Regions from separate parts of the Homo sapiens genome. Here regions 1 and 2 are each linked to region 3. A link is a loop called in an ENCODE intact Hi-C map of the cell type or tissue named here. Cell type or tissue: endothelial cell of umbilical vein. All regions are shown on one strand.

Evidence for each region. Hi-C counts contacts between places; a loop is a spot of excess contacts. Peaks named below come from ENCODE experiments on the same cell type or tissue, not always from the same donor. Only the 100,000 strongest peaks of a DNase experiment are listed, where the experiment ranks them.
Region 1: a loop joins it to region 3, with 7 times the contacts of the local background. A loop is called at or near these places in 2 of 110 quality-filtered maps.
Region 2: a loop joins it to region 3, with 6 times the contacts of the local background. A loop is called at or near these places in 3 of 110 quality-filtered maps.

Annotation. Positions count from the first base shown.
Region 1 is chr4:132,640,976-132,643,475 of GRCh38, reverse strand. All of the region lies in intron 1 of LINC01256 (long intergenic non-protein coding RNA 1256), which reads right to left. Among named protein-coding and RNA genes, the nearest start is that of LINC01256, 51 kb to the right of the region's middle. In endothelial cell of umbilical vein, a CTCF peak has its summit at 1,069 (motif pointing right); a DNase peak (open chromatin) is centred at 1,075.
Region 2 is chr4:132,840,051-132,842,550 of GRCh38, reverse strand. No RefSeq gene overlaps it. Among named protein-coding and RNA genes, the nearest start is that of LINC01256, 250 kb to the right of the region's middle. In endothelial cell of umbilical vein, no CTCF peak of the experiment used is centred here; no DNase peak of the experiment used is centred here.
Region 3 is chr4:133,145,385-133,147,884 of GRCh38, reverse strand. PCDH10-DT (PCDH10 divergent transcript) reads left to right here. Exons shown (of 9, transcript NR_125885.1): 2 at 609-686; 3 at 2,140-2,281. Among named protein-coding and RNA genes, the nearest start is that of PCDH10-DT, 2.5 kb to the left of the region's middle. In endothelial cell of umbilical vein, a CTCF peak has its summit at 1,083; DNase peaks (open chromatin) are centred at 104, 404, 1,044 and 1,964; H3K4me3 peaks cover 1,887 bases; H3K27ac peaks cover 1,111 bases.

The DNA.
Region 1 (2,500 bases), 500 kb after region 3:
ATAGTGAAAAAGAAGAGGAAATAGAGCAGAAACTCAACTGAAAGGTCATTTCTTCCACTTTTTAGAAATTTAGTCTTAAGGAAATCCCTTAAACTTGACTGAAATGGTTTTCCTTTCCTGTAAAAAGTGAAGGAGTATCTCTACATTGCTGTTTTGAATGTTCTGTGTGGCTCTGACAGTATCTAGAACAGAGCCTATGATCCTGTTACTTATTTAATATTTTTGAAAAAAATTACCAGTATTTTCAACTCAGTATAATATTAAAATATATATTAATAGAAAATATATAACATAAAATAATTGCATGTAATTTTATTACTTTCAAAAGTATATACTATAATTCTATGAATTGGGCAATGTGTAGATCCCCCACAAAAAAGAAAGCATAAACATAAAAGCATAAAAAAAGATGATTATGTTAGCATGTGCAAACACTAGTGGAAGTTTTGGCATAATGTTCTCATTATACGGAAAGTATATATTTGAAAATAAATACTTTTTATATACTTCAAATGTTCCTTCTTTTATATTTCTAATTTACTCTGAATTTTTTCCAAGATAAATTTATTTTAATTACTGATCTTAATAGCTGGGTTTCTGCCAGACTTCATGCTAAATTTTATGCTAGAGATCTCTTGTGTTCATATTGTATCACCAATGTTTTGGCCCTAATGCATAAGATTTTTATAAATTAATATTGAGTGAGAGGTGAAAGAATAAATAAATAAGATAATTTATTAAAAAGTAATAATTATAATATAATATTATCCAAAATACGTCCTAAATAACTACCCCAGGCAATTAAGGAAATACAGATAATGAGGGTCCAGGAAGGCAATGCTAATGATAAACAAGTCATTATTGGATTTTTTTTTACCACTCAAAGATCAGCAATGACCAAGAAAGAAAATTAATTTGTATAACTCTTTGTCCTCACAATCTGTCTGTCTAGTAATTGACTGATAATAAATATTTCTTGAAGGAATGGATAAACTTTGTCAGAAACGAACTCTAATGTGTAAGAACTCAAATAAAACTTGAGAAGGCGACTGCAATGACTAGATATTGCCAGAGGAGGGAAGCAAAGGGTAACAGAGCAGCTGGCTGGTTGAGCAAAAGGTACCCCTCAGAAAGCCTTCAGAAAGGACAGTTACTGCAGTGGCAAGTTGTGGTCAACGATTAGAAAAGTAGTTTATGTGACAAAGACTGTGTTTGAGTCAAGAGAGAAGTTACTCCCAAGAGGCAAGTCAAGCCATTAGTCAAGACTAGAGGGCGGTATGTAAAACTGGAAGGGTAAAGCCAAAATATGATGCACTGAGAAAAAGCCATGCACCAGGCAATTAAACAAGGAATAATAAGGCTTCAGAAATGTAGTCAGTTGGAAAATATCTTCTGACAATTTTTGCGTTGCTCTGTGCATCTTTTAAATATCTTTGTCTGGTTTGGGAACTGAAATATCTGCTTCTTAAAGTGACAGGACCTTATCTTGGGGATTATCACCTAATGTAAAGTGCATAGTTTAATTTTCAAAAGTTGTTAAATATTGAGGAAAGCAAAGATTAAGAGCTCTCTTTGATTAGAGATTCAAGAAACTATCTATAAAGAAAAGAGTAGGTGAATGTTAGCCATCAAAAACCAGTGATCAAGTTTTACCTTATAAATCTAGAGAGATTTATTTCACCTAACAGTTCTTATCTCTTCTGGTTGTTCTCGAATGGAATAAATATATTCCAGCATTTTCTTCAGGTTCACTAACAATGGAAAAAAAACAGATATGGGCTTGATTTGTTTTGGTATAGACTTGTTCTATAACCTAGGTTGTGTTTCTCAATTTAAGTACAAGGCATTCTGACTTAATTTCTTGACTTTTTACTCGAAATGTTTTTGCTTATGGAATCCTGCTGTAAACTTTAAAATTTAGTTTAGCTTTACTATAAGTACATGGAGTATGACTGGGCTTATGCATGAATTAGGAAAGTGATTCAGATTTATAATGCTGCTTTTTTCCCCCAGCTCAAATAAAGTGTTTTTAGTGGACAGCCACAGCCAAAATTATGACTGACATTGCATCCCATTTCCCTGGATCTCAGATATCAAAACAATACAGATTAGACCTTAAGTTCATCACTTCCTGTGGATTTCGATTTAAACTTTGCTAAATTCAAAATTCCTAAATTATGATCCCAGTGCTGTTAATGATTTCTCTGTTTCTAGATAAGTCACATAGTCTCTCTATGCCTGTTTTATTTATTCTTTTAATTTTTTATTCACACCTAATGATTGAACAGATGTATAGGGTACATGTGATATTTTGATACTAGCATATGATGTATAATTATCAAATCCAGGTAATTGGGATATTCATCACGTCAAATATTTATCATGCCTTTGTGTTGGAAAAATTCCGTATCTTCTCTTCTAGCTATTTTAAAATACGTAATAAATTTTGTAAACTATAGTCTCCCTATTATGCTACCAAACACTCAGTCTTATCCCCTCT
Region 2 (2,500 bases), 310 kb after region 3:
CAGTACTATGTTCAGTAAGATGGGTGAAAGTGGCACTCTTATCTTGTTCCAGTTTTTAGAGGGAAAGCTTTCAACATTTCCTCATGCAGTATAATGGTGGTTTGGGTTTTTCATATATGGACTTTCTTATGTTTTAATGCATTCTTTCTATAATTAATTTATTCATGGTTTTTTTTATCATTAAAGAATGTTAAATTTTGTCAAATGCTTTTTTCTGCATATATTGAGATGGTAATATGAATTTTGCCCTTTACTCTGTTGAAGTGATGTATCACATTTGTTGATTTGTATATTAAACCATTCTCATGTCCCTATGATAAGTCCTACTTGATCATCGTCTGTAATCTTTTTGATGTGCTGTTGGATTCAATTTTCTAGTATTTTGTTGAGTATCCTGCGTCTATGTTCACACAAAAATATTGGCCTCGGCCGGGCGCTGTGGCTCACGCCTGTAATCCCAGCACTTTGGGAGGCTGAGGCAGGCGGATCATGAGGTCAGGCATTCGAGACCAGCCTGGCCAAAGTGGGGAAACCCTGTCTCTACTAAAAATACAAAAATTAGCCAGTCATGGTGGCACGCACCTGTAACCCAGCTACTCAGGAGACTGAGGCAGGAGAATGACTTGAACCCGGGAGGTGGAGGTTTCAGTGAGCCGAGATCACGCCACTGCACTGCACTTCAGCCTGGGCAACAGAGCGAGACGCTATCAGAAAGAAAGAGAGAGAGAGAGGGAGGGAGGGAGGAAGGAAGGAAGGAAGGAAGGAAGGAAGGAAGGAAGGAAGGAAGGAAGGAAGGAAGGAGAAGGGAAGGGAAGGGAGGGAAAATTGGACTCTAGTTTCAGTTTTTGTTGTGCATTTGCCTGTTTTTGATATCAAGGTAATGCTGGAATCCTATAATGCATTATAAAAAATTTCTTTCCCTTCAGTTTTTTTTTTTAGAAAAGCTTGAGAATTGGTATTAGTATTGGCATTTTTAAAGCTGGGTTTGTTTGTTTTTTTTTTTTGACAAAGGAAACAAAATCGACAAAATCGACTTTCTTTAAAAGTTCGGTTGAATTCATCAGTGAAGCTGTCTTGTCCTGGGCTTTTCTTTGTTGGGTGTCTTTTTATTACTGATTCAATCTTATTACTCATTATTGGTATATTCATGTTTTCTGTTTCTTCCTGAATATATCTTGGTAAGTTGTGTATTTTCAGACATTTATTCATTTTCTCTAGGTTTTCAATTCGTTGGTATATAGTTTTGCATAATAGTTTCTAATGATCCTTTGTATTTCTGAGGTATCGGTTGTAATGTCTCCTTTTTTGTTTGTGATTTTATTTGGGACTTCCCTCTCTCTCTTTTTCTTAGTCTAACTAATATTTTGTCAATGTTGTTTCCTTTCTCCAAAAAAAAACTCAGCTTTTAAAATATTGAACTTTTGTATTTTTAGTCTATATTTTGTTTATTTCTGCTCTAACTTTATTATTTCTTTTCTACTACTTTTGGATTTGGTTTGTTGTTGATTTTCCAGTTCCTTGATGTGCGTTGTTAGATTGTGTATTTTAAATATTTCTACTTTTCAGATGTGGGGATTTAGTGTTATGAGATTTCTTCTTAGTACTGCTTTTGCTATATCCCACAGGTTTTGGTAAGTTGTGATTCTATTTCCATTTACTTCAAGAAACATTTAATTTTTTTTCTTATTTTTTTCTTTGATCCATTTGTCATTCAGTAGCATATTATTTAATATCCATGTATTTATACAGTTTTCAAAGTTGCTTTAGTTATTGATTTCTAGTTTTATTTCATTGTGGTCATAAAAGATACTTGATAATATTTTGATCTTTACAATTATTTGAGACTTGTTTTGTGGCTTAGCATATGATCTATCCTGTATAATGTAAAAGGTGCTAATGAGAAGAAAGTGTATTCTGCTGTTTATGGAGACATGTTCTGTAAATATCTGGTAGGTGATTTTCTTTGCTGTTTCTTCATCTAGCTTATCTGTGGGGTGTTGAAGTACCCAAATATTACTATATTATGATTTGTTGTTACCTTTAGATTAAATAACATTTGCTTGTTATATCTGGGTACTCCAATGTTGTGTGCATTTATATTTAGAACTGTCATGCCCTCTTGTGGAATTGATCCTTTTATCATTGTATAGTGACCTTGTCTCTGTTTATAGATTTTTACTTAAAGCCTATTTTATCTGATATAAATATAGCTACTCTTCCTCATCTTTGGTTTCCTTTTGCATCAAATATATTTTTTCTATTTCTTCACTTTTCAGTCTTATGTGTGTTTTTACAGATGAAGTGAGTTTCTTGTAAGCAGCATATAGTTGATTATTTTCTTTATATACATTCAGCCAGTCTATAATTTTTAAAGTAGAGAATTCAATCTATTTACATTTCAGTTTATTATCAATAGGTAAGGACTTGCTCCTGTCATTTTGTTATTTGTTTTCTTGGTGTTTTGTATTTCCATTGTTTAGTTCTTCTTCTATTGTTTAAC
Region 3 (2,500 bases):
CCACTAGCAAGGAATTGGTTGTTTATTCACGAAAGAAGCCCCTATTCAATCTCCTTTTTATGCAAAGAGATAGGAAGGTCCTTTGCTGCTTTCTGGTAATGAATGACCCAAGAATACACCACCACAACCTGCGGGAAAAGTAGAGTCGTTTTCCGACCTGGAGATACGTTGCCATTTCCTCCTGGCAAGGAGTTAAGGAGGGCTAGTGTCCATGGGCGTGATAGTAGCCTGAGACGTGCTTCTGAGAGTCCCGCGAATGCACGTCTACTGCCCTGATTTCCGCGCCCCAACTCCCCGCAACGCCGGGTCCCCCCGGCCCCCGCACTTGGCTCTTTCATGAAGATGGGTCCTGCCTTTGAGCGCTTAGAAGGAAAGGATTCCAGCAAAAATGGCTAATCCTTTTCCAGCTGCAGTAAATTGAAGACTGGCCAAAGCCAAGCGAAAACCGCTGCAGTTAAAATGATTTTAGCATCACGTCTGCGGCTGAGAATGGAGCGGCAGTGTATAAAGGGACCTGTGGATCAATGAAAAGGAGATTATAGTGTATCTGAATATTAATACGGTATTGCATCTGTACTTCCACCCCTCCCCCCTTTCTTTTTCTTCAGATCTGCAGAATTGAAATGAAATGTTTTGAGCTCTTCAAGCTGACTCGTCAGAATCCTGGAGCCTTTTAAAAAATGACGGTAATTTTCTAATGCGTTCATTTGTACGTATGGAAACACTTGTGTGTGTGCGCGCGAGTGCGCGCGTGTTTGCATGTGGGAGACATGCAGCTGAATGACAATGCAGATCCAGAAACTGGGGAAGAGGGTTTCTACCCCTGAAATGTAGATGAAGTTTGAGCTGACTTGGGGCATATGCTGAAAGCCAGAGAGCTTCCAGAGGTGGAGATGAGATGGCCAGATTTGCCTGTAAATAATCACTACATCCACTGTAACACTTGAGCTGCTTTTATTTTTTTTTATTTTTTATTTTTATTTTTGGTAGCAGATGTGTTTGAATGGAACTCTCTCCGCAAACGTGGGTTACAGGCGTCTCCTAGCGGCGAAATCAGCATAGGGCAGGCCAGAGAATTTTGCTTTGGAGAGCTCGCCTTTTGGGGGCTCTACAAGATTTCTTGGGTCATAGGGGTCTGTGTCCGCACCAGCGTCGCTGAGCCCAGGCCCCCTAGAGGTCTCGCCTCTCCGACTTCTAGTCTTTGTGGCGCCAGCCAGGGACCGGCGGAGTGACGGTAGGGTCTTCTTCCCGGCCGAACAGAACAGAGCCTGGTCCTCCGCCTCCCGCTAGATAGCTCCAGCCAAGGGCAATTCCAAGAGCATTTTGTTTGGAGCCAAGATCAGATAGTGGCATTAATAGCCTTCTATGCCCCTTTACCCTAGAGCCTTTAAAACAACCATGCCCCGTCACCCACAAAACAAAACAACACTTTAAATTTGCCTTTTAAAATGCCTCTAAAATGTAACAGGTTTACTTTTTCCCTTGCTGTGTCAATCAAACAGATCCCTGCCTTTCGTTTTTCTTTTTCATTCTTACTCCCGTGGACCCCAGAATTTAGTGAGATGAGGTTTGTATATACGGCAGCCTCAGTAATGAGGCTGACTACCTCTTTGAAGTGTAGAGCATCATGTATATTCTGTGTTCCTCAATCCCCCCGTTACTGGAGCGGAAAAGGAGAAGGAAATATTTTGTACGTAATCCCTTCTTCACCCTCCCCCGTCCACCCCCTAGGAGCGCAAACTGTTTGAGCCAGGACAAACTGCACCCTAAGAAACAGAGGAATAGTTTTATTATTTGGAGGGAGGTTATCAAAATCAGTTTTCATAAAAGTCCTGGTTTATATATTAGAGTGATAGTGCACATTTTTTATTTCATTGGGCTTTAAGTGCAGCAGAAACAGGGGGGCGCTAAGGATCCCACAAGTGTGTTTTACAAACTTTGAAACTGGGTTAAGGGATTGCTTTCTTCTCTGCCCTTTGCTGCAAAGGGTGGGGCAGAAACAAGTTTGTTAACCAGCCTTTGGATAAATGAGTGTTTGCAGTGATTTAACATGACTTGAAAGCAATTTGTTTCTAAATCCTCTTATTATTGCTATGTGCCCAGAGCTTTGAGGGAAGTTTTTTTTTTTTTTTTTTTTAGAATTGGAAGGAAAAATTACTTTATCAATAACCAGGCTCCACCAGGATTGACCTAGATGGTTGTTCCTGGCACTTGTCATTCTCAGCAAGCACAGCTCAGAGAACAAATACAAAAGACCCAAAGTGCATTGCATCTTTTATGGGTAAGCATGAAATAGGTTTATTTGTGGTAGTGTAATCTAACTTAAGAGGTGGGAAGACAAGGCTTTGGAACCAATGCCACAAACATTGTGTTAGTTTTTGTTCATCTATAGTAAAAAGTGAATGCTGACTGGAATTTCTGGGAAAGATTTATAGCATATGCAATTTTAAGTATTCAGGTAACTCTTTAGTTACTGTGTTTTAATCCTTCAAGCCCATCA